2 separate regions of the Homo sapiens genome follow, and region 1 is linked to region 2. Evidence: read pairs that join two places in POLR2A ChIA-PET (ENCODE). Cell type or tissue: PC-9. All regions are shown on one strand.

The links. Peaks named below come from ENCODE experiments on the same cell type or tissue, not always from the same donor. Only the 100,000 strongest peaks of a DNase experiment are listed, where the experiment ranks them.
Region 1: POLR2A ChIA-PET joins it to region 2 with 14 read pairs; 4 of 35 experiments call an interaction of 5 or more read pairs at or near these places.

What each region holds. Positions count from the first base shown.
Region 1 is chr2:94,997,140-94,999,639 of GRCh38, reverse strand. No RefSeq gene overlaps it. Among named protein-coding and RNA genes, the nearest start is that of MAL, 27 kb to the left of the region's middle. In PC-9, no CTCF peak of the experiment used is centred here; a DNase peak (open chromatin) is centred at 1,559; H3K4me3 peaks cover 705 bases; H3K27me3 peaks cover 34 bases.
Region 2 is chr2:95,125,514-95,128,013 of GRCh38, reverse strand. It overlaps a transcript of ZNF514 not described here. Among named protein-coding and RNA genes, the nearest start is that of MRPS5, 5.0 kb to the right of the region's middle. In PC-9, no CTCF peak of the experiment used is centred here; no DNase peak of the experiment used is centred here.

The DNA of each region.
Region 1 (2,500 bases), 130 kb after region 2:
CTTTCTGGAGGTCCCACTTTCTAGGAGGCCCCTGGTAAGTCTCTGCCTTCCACTTCCAGCTGGGACCAGTGACCCCCTCACCTTAAGAAGTGAGGCCCCTGGCCCTGCCTCATTCTGCGCCTGCCTTCCAGGTTCTTGAGAGCAGGAGGGCCTGGTCCAGGGCCAGGCACCCAGCGGATGCTCAGCAGATATGTGTGCAATAGAACTAAGCCTTCGAACTTTTGCTGAGCACCATGGCTGTCCCAGCAGTCATGTGTTCCCAGGGTTGTGCCCTTTCCTGAAGATCTCAGCTTCTCCCACATCTGTGTCTCATGAATCTACACCAGCAGAGCCTGGCTCAGCAGGGACCCCAGGGGAAGGCGCAGGCATCTGTAATCCCAGCACTTTGGAAGGCCGAGGTGGGCAGATGGCGTGAGCTCAGGAGTTCAAGACCAGCCTGGGCAACATGGCGAAACCCTGTCTCTACAAAAAATACAAAAATTAGCCGGGCAAGGTGTTGGGCACCTGTAGTTCCAGCTACTTGGGAGGTTGAGGCAGGAGAACAGCTTGAACACAGGAAGTGGATGTTGCAGTGAGACAAGATCATACCACTGCACTGTAGCCTGGGCAACAAAGCGAGACTCCGTCTCAAAGAAAAAAAAAAAGAAGAAAAAGAAAATGGACCCTGGGTTTGACGGGGACCTCATGACACGACCTGCCCTCTCAGTGCACGAAAGTGGTCCAGGGGCTCTTCTTGAATTTCCCCTCCGCTCTCCCTCTGTCCCTCTCTCAGAGGTGGTAGTGGCCTGGGAGGTCCTTGGAGGGGATCTTTGCATACCCACCAGTCCACAGCGAAGTAAACTGAGGCACAGAGGGAACGGCATGTGCCCAGGATGGGGGGTGTAGGTGCTCGCTGGAGCAGCCCCTTCTCGGACCCAGGGGCAGAATTTCATCAGTGGCTAGGGCCGAATAACAGGACCCCGGGTGCGAGAAACGCCTGTGTAAACGCCTCTCAGAGGGCCCTGGAGAAGGAGGGTGGGAGCCGCGAAGTCAGGGCGCCCCTGGAAGCTTCTAGAGATCTGGGCGTACATCAGACAGCAGCGGCTGAAGAAGGAAACAGGCTGGCTTCTAATAATGTGCAGACAGTCTCGATCCTTCTCCCGTAGCTCTGCGAGCCCATGTTCCTGGCCACGGTCCCTCAGCCGCCCTGGAAGCCGCCGGCACCAGCCGGTGTTCTGCTTCAGAGCGGGCGCGCGGTGACCGGACTGACAAGGAGGGGCTTCATGCGAAAGTCCCCCTCCCCTCCCAGGCACCGCGGGTCCCCCTGCGCAGGTGCCTTCAAGGGAAGATAGGAGGCGGCGGCTCCGCCCAGTCGACCCCACCGAGGGCCGCCCTCCCTGCCTGCGCGCGGAGCCCACGCGCCACCCAGTGGGGCGCTCGGTGGCCGACCTAGCTCTCAACCCAATCCTGCTTCCAGTGGGCGCCCCAGTTACTTTCCCTTCCAAAGAGCCTTGCTCTGCGGCGAGAAATAGTTGCATGACCTTAATGGAAAGGTGGTGGCGTTGTTTCCTCTCATGGCTGAAGGAATGTCACCGTTCAGGTTTCCGCCAGGTTGACGATGCCAATCCAGTAATGACAGTTCTTCCTGGGCTCCCAAACCTACCTTGGCACACTTGCACAGGTACCTCTTAATGGCAACTTGGCATGACCCCACCATCTTGGTCGGCTTGGGCCGCCGTAACAAAACATGAGACTGGGTGGCTTAAACAACATACTTCTATTCTTCACAGTCTTGGAGGCTGGAAGTCCAAGATCAAAGGCTGGCTCTATTGAATGAGGGCCCATCCTTATGACCTCACTAAACTTTAATTATCTGCTAAAAACCCTATCTCCAAATACAGTTATATTGGGGATTAGGGCTTCAACATATGAATTTGGGGCTGGGGAGACACAATTCAGTCCATAGCACCCACCTTGACATAACTACGCCTTACTACGATGGTCCCTTGACATAACTATCCCTTGCCATATCCAAACCTTGGCATTGCTACACCTTGTTGTAATTACACTTAGCCTAAGTGCCCCTTGACATAACCCCTACGCAAGGTGGCATTACCCACCATGATGTAACTACACCTTGACATACAGTGTAGTCTCCATGCATCCCAATTTACGGAAAAAAATTTGACTCTTGCAGCAGTGACATAGCTTTCCTGAGTTGGCAAGGTCAGAAAAAGAAGCAGAAGTGGTCTCCTCCATGTTCTCCTTCTCGCCTCCCTGATCCCCAAATTTGTGGCCTGGGTCAGGTAGCTTCGTGGAGCTGGCCCCGAGAGAGTAGTTCCCTGTGTGTCTCTGCAATGTAAACCATTCTCCTTCCTACTACTGCTCTCAATGCCTCCCTTCTGATACCTGATACCAGCCACTTCTCCAGTTCTCAGAATAGTAATTGAATGTCCTGCAATTTAACTCAATTCTGATACTGTCTACCCGGAATTAATGTCAGATCCCACAAGTTAAGGGC
Region 2 (2,500 bases):
CAGCTTCCCAAAGTGTTGGGATTACAGGTGTGAGCCACTGCATGTGGCCATGGCTCTTTAGGTCAAAAATATAGAGGGAACAGCTACCATCAAACTAAAACACTAGGCCGGGTGCGGTGTCTCACGCCTGTGATCCCAGCACTTTGGGAGGCCGAGGCAGGTGGCTTACCTGAGTTCAGGAGTTCAAGGCCAGCCTGGCCAACAGGCTAAAATCCTGTCTCTACTAAAAATATAAAAATTAGCCGGGCGTGGTGGCAGGCACCTGTAATCCCAGCTACTTGTGAGGCTAAGGCAGGAGAACCACTAAGGCGGAGGCTGCAGTGAGCTGCGATCATGCCACTGCACTACAGCCTGGGCAATAAGAGCAAATCTCTGTCTCAAAAAACAACACAAAACACAAAAAACAAAAAAACAAAAACAAAAACAAAAAAACAAAAACAAAAACAAAACAACCAAAAAACACTAAACACAATGAAGATAGTGAGGTGACAGGCACTATGTGGTGGCACTTAATCACTGAACAGAAGTTGGGTATGGTTACCATATAGACAGTAGAACAAACACAATCATCAGAATGGCCAGGCTCACTAGGACCTTTGGTGTTGACCTTTGGTGTTTCTGGAAATAAAAGAGATGGAGAACCTACTGAAGTCTTACTGGATTTGTATAGGCAGAAAAGATCTAGGCCTAGTGAACAGAAGTCTGACTTGAATCACCAAAAGAGGGAGTCATGTCTCCTCAATCAATTCCCAGACTTGAGTGAATTCACAGATCCAGAGTCCCTCGAGTGAAGGGCAGGCTGGGTCCCCTCTCAGGAAAGGCATTGGTACACTACCAAAAACGTACAGCTAATCTTCCTTTCAGCCTTCCCCAAAGGTACTTGTAGCCATTTACCAGGGTGACTATGCATCAAGGACAGAGAAATATCCAGATGTTTTAAGGATTACTCAACACTGCCTCTGAGCTGACACCAATTCCTGGAGACCCGAAATGTCACAGTGACCTGTCAGAGCAGAGGCATAAAGAGATCAGGTGATTGGTGGAGTTTTAGGTCAGGTCTGTCTCACGGTGGGCGCAATAGGTCCCAGAACCCATCCCGTGGTTATTCCTGTAGCTATGGGAGGCCAAGGCAGGAGGATTGCTTGAGGCCAGGAGTGTGAGGCTGCATTGAGTTATGATAGTGCCAGTACACTCAGCCTGGGCGATACAGCAAGATCCTGTTTCCAAGAAAAAAGAAAAGAAAAAAAAAGAAAATGGGCTCACATGTAGAATATACAAAGAATTCTCAAAACACAGCAGTGAAAGAAACCAAACAATCCAACTAGAAAATGAGCAAAAGACATTTTACTCAAGAGGGTATACAGATGGCAATTCTAGAAGCACATGAAAAGAAATTCAACATCATTAGCTATTAGGGAAATGTAAATTAAAACCATGATGATATGTCACCATACCTATGAGAGCAGCTAAAAAAAATGGGGATAACACTGAATGTTAGTGAGGATACAGAGAAACTAGATCTTTCACATATTGCTGGCAGGAATATAAAATGGAATGGCCACTTTGGAAAGTAGTTTGGCAGTTTCTTTCTTTTTTTCTTCCTTTCTTTCTTTCTTTCTTTTTTTTTTTTTTTTTTTTTTTTGAGATGGAGTTTCACTCTTGTTGCCCAGGCTGGAGTGCAATGGCTCAATCTCGGCTCACTGAAACCTCTACCTCCTGGGTTCAGGTGATTCTCCTGCCTCAGCCTCCTGAGTAGCTGGGATTACAAGTGTGCGCCACTACACCTGGCTAATTTTTGTATTTTTAGTAGAGATGGGGTTTCACCATGTTAGCCAGGCTGGTTTCTAACTCCTGACCTCAGATGATCCACCCACCTTGGCCTCCCAAAGTGCTGGGATTACAGGCGTGAGCCACCATGCCCGGCTGGCAGTTTCTTTAAAAACTAAACATATACTTACCACACAATCTAATAATCTCACAGCTTGACATTTATCCCCCCAAATTAAAACTTATAGCCACACAAAATCATGTACATGATGGATATATTTCAAAATAATTGAAAGCAGAGATTTGAAGAGATTATCTGCACACTCATGTTCACAGCAGCATTATTCACAATAGCCAAAAGGTGAAAGCAACCCAAGTGTCCATTGACAGATGAATGGATAATAAAATATGATCTATTCATACAATGGAATATTATTCATAATATTAAAAGTAAGGACATTCTGGCACACGCTATACCTGGATGAACCTTGAGAACAACATGCTAAGTGAAATAAGCCAGTCACAAAAGGACAATACTATATAACTGCACTTACATGAAGGGAGAGGGGAATGGGGAGTTATTGTTTAATGGCTGCAGTTTCAGTTTTGAAAGATAAAAGACTTCTGTGGATAGATGGTGGTGATGGTAGCACAACAACGTGAATGTACTTAATGCCACTGAATTGTACACTTAAAAATGATTAAGATGGTCCAGGTGTGGTGGCTCACGCCT